2 separate regions of the Homo sapiens genome follow, and region 1 is linked to region 2. The links are chromatin loops, found by intact Hi-C in ENCODE. Cell type or tissue: mucosa of descending colon. All regions are shown on one strand. Each heading gives the region's core, and the rest is flanking DNA. Links, peaks and the distances in the headings are about the cores only. Region 1 holds the start of TRR-CCG2-1 (tRNA-Arg (anticodon CCG) 2-1). Region 2 overlaps BPTF (bromodomain PHD finger transcription factor).

The links. Hi-C counts contacts between places; a loop is a spot of excess contacts. Peaks named below come from ENCODE experiments on the same cell type or tissue, not always from the same donor. Only the 100,000 strongest peaks of a DNase experiment are listed, where the experiment ranks them.
Region 1: a loop joins it to region 2, with 3 times the contacts of the local background. A loop is called at or near these places in 14 of 110 quality-filtered maps.

What each region holds. Positions count from the first base shown.
Region 1 is chr17:68,017,456-68,021,846 of GRCh38, reverse strand. TRR-CCG2-1 (tRNA-Arg (anticodon CCG) 2-1) reads left to right here and starts at 1,878; the gene lies at 1,878-1,950. RefSeq lists an enhancer at 1,387-1,960 and a silencer at 1,906-2,025. In mucosa of descending colon, for the core only: CTCF peaks have their summits at 1,578 and 1,784; a DNase peak (open chromatin) is centred at 1,816; H3K4me3 peaks cover 796 bases.
Region 2 is chr17:67,957,392-67,961,782 of GRCh38, reverse strand. It overlaps BPTF (bromodomain PHD finger transcription factor), which reads right to left. Exons shown (of 28, transcript NM_182641.4): 24 at 1,908-2,242. Among named protein-coding and RNA genes, the nearest start is that of C17orf58, 37 kb to the left of the region's middle. In mucosa of descending colon, for the core only: no CTCF peak of the experiment used is centred there; a DNase peak (open chromatin) is centred at 2,109.

The DNA of each region.
Region 1 (4,391 bases), core at 79-4,078, 60 kb before region 2:
TGCTCTATCGCCCAGAGTGGAGTGCAGTAGTGCAATCCCGCTTCGCTGCAACCTCTGCCTCCCAGGTTCAAGCGATTCTCCTGCCTCAGCCTCCCCAGTACCTGGGATTACAGGCACGCGCCACCACGGCCCACTAATTTTTGTATTCTTGGTAGAGACGGGGTTTCACCATGTTGGCCGGGCTGGTCTCGAACTCTTGACCTCATAATCCGCCCGCCTCGGCTTCCCAAAGTGCTGGGATTACAGGCGTGAGTCACCGCGCACGGTCCCTTTTTTTTTTTTTTTTTTTTTTGAAAGAGTCTTGCTCTATCACCCAGGCTGCAGTGCAATGGCGAGATCTCGGCTCACTGCAGCCTCCGCCTCCCCGGTTCAAGCGATTCTCCTGCCTCACCCTCCGAAGCAGCTGGGACTACAGGCGCTCGCCACCACGCCCCGGTAATTTTTGCATTTTTAGTAGAGATTAGGGTTCACCTTTTTGGCCAGGCTGGTCTCGAACTTCTGACCTAAAGGGAACCGCCCGTTTGGGCATCTCAAAATGCTGGGATTACAGGCGTGAGCCACCGAGCCCGGCCCAATTTCGATTTTCTTTACCTGGCTTATCTTTTTTTTTTTTTTTTTTTTTGAGACCGTCTTGCTCTGTCGCCCAGGCTGGAGTGCAGTGGCACAATCTCGGTTTACAGCAACCTCCGCCTCCCAGGTTCAAGCGATTCTCCTGCCTCAGTTTCCCTGGTAGCTGGAATTACAGGCGCACGCCACCAAACGCCTGGCTAATTTTTTTGTATTTTTAGTAGAGACAGGGTTTCACCACGTTGGCCAGGCTGGTCTCCAACTCCTGACCTCAAGTGATCCGCCAGCCTCAGCCTCCCAAAGTGCTGGGATTACAGGCAGGAGCCACCACGCCCGGCCGGCTTAGCCATATTTTAAACAGACTTGTGAAGAACAAGTGTTACGTGTCTAAGAAGAAAACGAAATTGTGTATTTGTAAAAATCACAAATGCAGCATCTTTACATGCAACAAACATACAGATAGTGTGCATGGCACCAGAAAGTCTCCAAGTCTTTACTCAAAACTTAACTTCAGGATGTTGGCTGAGGGAAGGGGGAAGCCAAACCCGTACTATTTTGCACTTAGGGACTTTGTTATGTTCATTTTCCCTTTACTCCAGAGGGAAAGAAGAGTCAGGGGGAGGAAAACGGCTGAAGGTGAATGGCCGTAGGGACAAAGGTCAGATTTGAAGTTCTCGTGGGGTGGAAAAGCCTGTTCACCCAGGAGCCCAACAGTTCCCAGCACATAACAGGTTATCACATTAATCTCTGCTGAATAAACGCGGGAAAGAAAGAGAAGACAGGGACAAGAAGGTTGGCGGGAGAGGGAAGCTGCGGGAGGATTTCGCGATCTGCAGTGGCTCCCAACGCCGCCTGCCCTGCAGAGGGTCCCGGGGAGCTTTGTAAAATGAAGACGCCCAGGTCCGCCCCAGTCAACTGAACTAGAATGGGATGGGGCAGGCACTGGAACCTTGTTTAAAATTCCCCAGGTGAGCCCAATGGACAACTGGAGTTAAGAACGCTTGAAGAACCCGACAGGAAGGATAGCACCCAAACCCGGCGGGGTGGATGCCATGCAGTTACCGGGCAGGAGAGCTCGGAGGGTCACGCGCAGGCCCTCCGGGGCCCTTGCGGCCGCTCCGGGCCCATGGCGCAGCGCGCGGGAAGTCCAGGCGGCCGACAGGGACGCAGAAAAGCGCAGGCGCGCGCCGCCGCCGCTGGGGGCGGCTGCCAAATCACTTGCCTCTCGGCGCGAGACCGCGATGCGCGGGGGCGGGAGCGTGATGATGGCATCGCGTAAGGAGAGGGTGTGAGAAGCCGGATCCTGTGGTGACCCAGTGGCCTAATGGATAAGGCATCAGCCTCCGGAGCTGGGGATTGTGGGTTCGAGTCCCATCTGGGTCGCGTGAGATTAGTTTTGGTGGAAGAGAGGGCGATCATTGGACAGTTGATTAAGAGATGGTTCTTGGCAGCTATCGTTATCACAAATAAAGAGGTGCTTTTGAGAGTTTTAAAAACACTGTCAGCGAATGGGTACTAAAATACGGTCAGACCTAGTGTTCGGTAGCACAGTAGGGTAATTATAGCTAACGGTAATTTACTGTATATTTCAAAGTAGCTAGAAGAAAATATTTGAAATGCTCCTAACACAAAGAAATGATCAGTGTTTGAGGTGACAGCTATCCCAGTTACCCTGATTTGATCATTACACATTATACGAATGTAACACAATATCACTTGTTATTCGGGGTGGGGTGGCTCACGCCTGTAATTCCAGCTCTTTAGGAGGCCAAGGCGAGAGAATCACTTGAGTCCGGGAGTTTGAGACCAGCCTGGGCGACATAAGGAGACGACACCACCCCCAACCCCAACCTCCCCAGAAAAAAATTTTAAAATTAGCAGTAAGTTATAATATGATTGGGCCACTGCACTCCAGCCTGGGTAACGGAGCGAGACCCTGTCTCAAAAAACAAAAACAAAAAAATTCAAAATCAATATGAAGTATCAATCTTTAAAAAGAATTTAAAAACCAGGCCATGGCTCATTCCTGTAATCCCAGCACTTCGGGAGGCCGAGGCGTCACCTGAGGTCAGGAGTTCGAGAACAGACTGACCAACTGTTGAAATACTAAATAGAAAAAATTAGCCGGGCGTGGTGGCGCATGCCTGTAGTCCCAACTACTTGGGAGGCTGAGGCAGGAGAATCGCTTGAACCCGCGAGATGGAGGTTGCAGTGAGCCAAGATTGCGCCATTGCACTCAAGCCTGGGCAACAAGAGCGAAACTCTGTCTCAAAAAGAAAAAAAAAAAAAATTAAAAAACCAAAATGGCCGGGCACGGTGGCTCACGCCTGTAATCCCAGCACTTTCGGAGGCCGAGGCAAAAAACACTGTCATTGAGAGCTTGCAAGTGAACACGAAATCTGACCCCTAAAAAGAAATATTTACTTAAAAAAAAAAAATTCTTGGCTGGGCACGGTGGCTCACACCTGTAATCCTAGCACTCTGGAAGGCCGAGGCAGGCGGATCACCCGAGGTCAGAAGTTCAAGACCAGCCTGGCCATGGTGAAACCCCGTCTTTACTAAAAACACAAAAAATTAGCCAGGCGTGGTGGTGCGCGCCTGTAATTCCAGCTACTCGGGAGGCTGAGGCAAGAGAATCGCTTGAACCGGGGAGGCGGAGGTTGCAGTGAGCCGAGATCACGCCATTGCGCTCCAGCCTGGGCAACAAGAACGAAACTCCGTCTCAAAAAAAAAATTCTTTTAGGCCGGCCGCGATGGCTCACAACTGCAATCCCAGCCCTTTGGGAGGCCAAGGCGGGCGGATCACCTGAGGTCAGGAGTTCAAGACCAACCTGGCCAACATGGTGAAATCCTGTCTCTACTAAAAATACAAAAATTAGCCGGGCGTGGTGGCGCATGCCTCTAATCCTAGCTACTCTGGAAGCTGAGGCAGGAGAATCGCTTGAACCCGGAAGCTGGAAGTTGCAGTGAGCCGAGAGCCGAGATGGTGCCATTGCACTCCAGCCTGGGTGACAGAGCCAGACTCCCTCTTAAAAAAATAATAATAATAAAAATAAAAATTTTAAAAAGTGTTTTTCCCCAGCATTATTGAGATATAATTGACAAATAAAAATTGCACACATTGAGGAAGCATTTATTCTTGCTTAACTTATACTGATTTTTAAAAGAAAAAGACCTTAGCAAACACAAACTGGTGACTAGACATGTGGCATCATCTCTTTTTCTGTCTACTTTTTTTTGTGTGTGTGAGACGGAGTCTCGATATTGTAGCCCAGGCTGCAGTGCAATGGCGCGATCTTGGCTCACTGCAACCTCTGTCCCACAGGTTCAAGCGATTCTGCTGCCTCAGCCTTCTGAGTTCTGTCTACTTTTTCAAGCTGAGATTAACAATGGGCAGCCACACTTACAAAACTTTGTCCCTATTCTTATCCCAAGGGACGTGTGAGCAGGTCCAACTGTGCTGGCCTCAGATTTCCAGGACGGTACCAAGGAAAGTTTACAGCAGAGTAACTGTGGAGTTACCCCATACAACTATGATAAACATAATTTATTGTTGCTGTCTTCAAAATATTATGAACAACAAATTGTAATTAGAACAGTTTGTGTGTTTGTGCATATGTGTGTGTGTGAGAGATCTGCAAATTAGTGAAATAAAAAAAACACACAATAATCAGAGTTTAAGCCTTTCAGACCAGTTCAGTTGACTAGCTTGAAAATTTTATTTATTTATTTATTTTTGAGACAGAGTCTTGCTCTTTTGCCTAGGATGGAGTGCGGTGCCATGATGGGGGCTCACTTCAACTCCACCTCCCAGGTTCAAGCGA
Region 2 (4,391 bases), core at 208-4,207:
AGGCTGATCTCGAACTCCTGACCTCAGGTGATCCGTCCACCTCGGCCTCCCAAAGTGTTGGGATTACAGGCATTAGCCACCACGCCTGGCCAATTTTTTGTACAGACGGGGTCTCTCTATGTTGCCCAGACTGGTCTCAAACACCTGGGCTCAAGTGATCCTCCCACTTCGGCCTCCCAAAGTGCTGAGATTACAGGTATGAGCCACGGTGCCCAGCACTTTTTTCTTTTGAACTATGACTCTCACATGATTTTCACTGCCACAGGTGGGGGTCCTCTGAGATAGTTTGTGTGTTATCTCCACAGGGTGATAGGCTGTGTTCTGGAAGGATGTTCAGGACTTGAATTTCAGTTTTCAGTCACTCTCACTGGATTCCCAAACCAGCCTAGTTTGGGACAAGAGATTACGAAACACTCCTTAGAAACACTAACTCATCTCAACTAAAATAGGGAGTGAATGAACCTGGTATACTAAAGTGTTAATAATGACAAAATGAAAAATATAAAATAACACAAAATAATGAGGCAATCTCGATGGAATGGGCACATGTATCTGTGTGCCTCATTTTATGCAATGTAGGTATTTCAAAGAAGTTGTGTGTGAAATCAATTTCTGTGATCTGAATACTCTAAACAGGCCAAAGAAGCCTTGTTATTTAAAGAAATTCTGTAAACAAATCTTTTTAACTGAAAAAGTAAGGAAACTCCTGTTTCAGAAATCATTTAGTATATTTTGCTTAAAGTGAGGCACACTTGTATTAAACTAAAGTAAAAAAAAATCAGTGAATCACGTTCTACTGTTTACATTATGTATAATTTCCAATGAGATAAGATAATGAAAAGTGAAGATGCCTAAATTGATTTCTGTTTAATTCAGCACACAGCTCAATCTGCCAACAAAGAGTTTTCATTTGGCATTTGCAAACAGATTATCATTTAGATAGCACCACCAAAGCAGCTTCAATGTTGCAACTTGAACATCATTAAAGGGACCACAATTTTATTTTAGGAATCAATTAGGTATCCACTTAAGGTAGGCATTAAGCATTCCTAATTCTAATTAATTGATTCTAAATGATCAGTTTTTAAAGCACAATCAGACTTTTTGGTCCTGTAAAAAGTATGGTGGTTAACTGTGGCTTTAAAAAGCTGGACTACATTTTAATGTTCAAAGTAGAAGTTAAATATTTTGTAAAATGATAGTAATGACCAAAAAAATGAAACTACATTTACGGTTTAGTGCCTCTATAATCTTGTTTATATCACCAAATACAAGTCACAACTGTCAAAAACAGCTTCCAGCTGCCAAACTGTTGGACGTTATGCTTGAGGAATGGGGGAAAGGAACACTTTTTGTATTTTTCTGGCTTTTGTCTCTGATAAGAAAGTGGAAACTTTGACAAAAATATGAGTTGCAGTATTTTAATACAAAAAAAAACAACTGCTTAAAATAAAACAATTAAGAAACCGAACCACTCAAATTCAAAACCTCTGACCATTCATGTTCAACTGGTTTCCAGGATTTCATGTATTCGCAGGGCTTTGAACAGATCCCAGAAAGGATGCTCTCCATTTTGGGCAACAGTAATACACCTCCTTCTCCAGACATCAATTACTCACTGATTTGGAGTTAATTCAGAGGGAAGAAGAGAAAGCAAAGGAGCAACAGAAAGCTTGTTTTTGACAGAAAAGAATATAACAAAGGACAATCACAAACACGTGAAATAGCAAATTTTACTTTACTAGCGTCAATGGTAAGAATATCACATGCAAGACCATGGATGAAACATTACTCTTAAATTTAATATTTTCATTTATATCACTCCCAAAATATTCATTTTCTTCAAAATCCAATTTAATAGCTAAACTTTCAAGACAAAAAACTAGAGCTCAAAAAGATCTACTCACTTAGATTCATCATAAGGCGTTTTACAGATACAGTAAAGCTTTGTGTCCTTCTTAGTTTCCTTTGAGGTAGTAGAGATCATTTTCTTTTTCTTGGACTTTGAGCTGGAGTCTTTTTCCTCTTCCCGCTTCCTCTTCTGGGAAGCAGCAGGTAAGGTGGGCGTGGACAGAAGGCCTGTGTGTTGCACAGCAGGTGGAGGGGGAGGTGAAGGTGGAGGGGCTGGAGGGGCTGGAGGAGCTGGTGTCACTGGGGGGCAGGGTGCAGCTACTGCTGTGGCCTGAGCCAACTGCATCAGGTCTTTTTCTTTCTTAATTTTCAGGTCTCTCTTCAGCTCTTCCTGTTATCAATTAAAGACAATACAAGACTATCATTAGAGTCATGTAAATGTGTGATCTGGCCAGAAGATGGTACACTACCCACTCTTGTCAAAGTAGCTCCACAGTTCAGCCTAACGTGAGAGTTTTAGTTAGTTGCAAACAAGAGTTTTCTTATATCTTAAACCCAACTAAGACAACTAGAAACAAAATGAAGACTAGGTAAGAACAACTAGAAAGCTGCTAGTTATCTTCAAAGGAGAGCTGACTGAAAGATGAGCCAAGTGGCTAGGAAGAGCGTCCCTCCTGGCTTGCCCCTGTCCCATCTGGGCTCTTTCTGTGGTTGCTCAGAAGGTGATTTCAAGCATCCTCTCTCACTGGCTGCTTTCTTCTAGTTGCTCTTGCTCTCTGTCCTTACAGTGAGACTGGACATGAACTGGCCTTGAGACTCAAAATGTGGTCTGACCAGCATAAAGCAGAAAAGAGGCAGATTTGCCTTATTTATTATGATGCTCCTATGTCTAGAATTTCAGACTGCAGGGAGAGTAGTGCAACATAACGCACTATTTTCTTTTTTTAAAAGATAACTTTCTTTTCATATATATATTTTTTGAGATGCAGTTTCGCTCTTGTCAATGGTGCAATCTCAGCTCACTGCAACTTATGTCTCCTGGGTTCAGGCAATTCTCCTGCCTCAGCCTCCCAAGTAGCTGGGATTACAGGCGTGCAACACCACACCCAGCTAATTTTTTTGTATTTTTAGTAGAAACGGGGTTTCGCCATGTTGGCCAGGCTGGTTGCAAACTCCTGACCTCAGGTGATCCACCCGCCTCGGCCTCCCAAAGTGCTTTGTTGCCTAGGCTGGAGTGCAGTGGCACAATCTCAGCGCACTCCAACCTCCCCACCTCCTGGGTTCAAGTGATTCTCCTGCCTCAGCCTCCCAACTAGCTAGGATTACAGGCACCCACCACCATACCCAGCTAATTTTTTGTATTTTTAGTAGGGACAGAGTTTCATTATGTTGGCTAGGCTGGTGTTGAACTCCTGACCTCAGGCAATCCACCCACCTTAGACTTCCAAAGTCCTGGGATTACAGGTGTGAGCCACACTGCCTGGCCCCTTTTCATATATTTTTTAAAAAGTTTTAATGAGCAGTGAGGACAACCAGAGGTCACTTTCATCGCCATCTTGGTTTTGGCCAGCTTCTTTACTGTACTCTGTTTTTTCTTTTTGAGAGTGGGTCTCACTCTGTCACCCAGGCTAGAGTGCAGTGGCACAGTCTTGGCTCACTGTACCCTTCACCTCCCAGGCTCAAGTGATCCTCCCACCTCAGCCTCCCAAGTACCTAGCTAGGACCACAGGCACGTGCCACCAAACTCAGCTAATTTTTGTATTTTTGGTAGAGATGGGGTTTCACCATGTTGGCCAGGCTGGTCTCGAACTCCTGACCTCAAGTGACCTGCCTCGGCCTTCCAAAGTGTTGGGATTACAGGCGTGAGCCTCTGTGTCTGGCCAACATACTACTTCCTCAATATGCATTTGCCATACTTTTTAAGCACACCTCTTCTGCTATCTAGTGGTACAACTTACTCTTGGAAATGATCAAAGCAAACCTTATTACCCTAGGAACAAACCCATTGTGATTGGCATCCACAAACAAACTTGGTGTAAAGAAATCATAGCTATGACCAAGAGTATTTCTTATGTGGAGACAGTGTCTCACTTTGTCACCCTGCCTGGACTGCAGTGACATAAACACGGCTTGCTGTAGCCTTGACCTGCCAGGCTCAAGTGATCCTCCCACCTCAACCCCTTCAAGTAGCTACAGGTGCTCACTACCATGCCCAGCTAATTTTTTTGAGGAGATGGAGTCTTGCTGTGTTGTTCAGGTAACTGAACTCCTAAGCTCAAGTGATCTGCCTGCCTGGGCCTCCCTAAGTGCTGGGATGACAGGTATGAGCCACTTACACCCGGCCATAAGAATATTTCTTAAAATCTGACTTAAAAATTTTTTTAAAAATTCTTTTAGAGACAGGGTTTCACCATGTAGGCTAGGCTGGTCTTCAATTCCTACCCTCAGGTGATCTGCCCACCTTGGCCTCCCAAAGTGCTTGGATTACAGGTGTGAGCCACTTTGGCCAAAATCCGACACATTTATAAATTTCTACAATA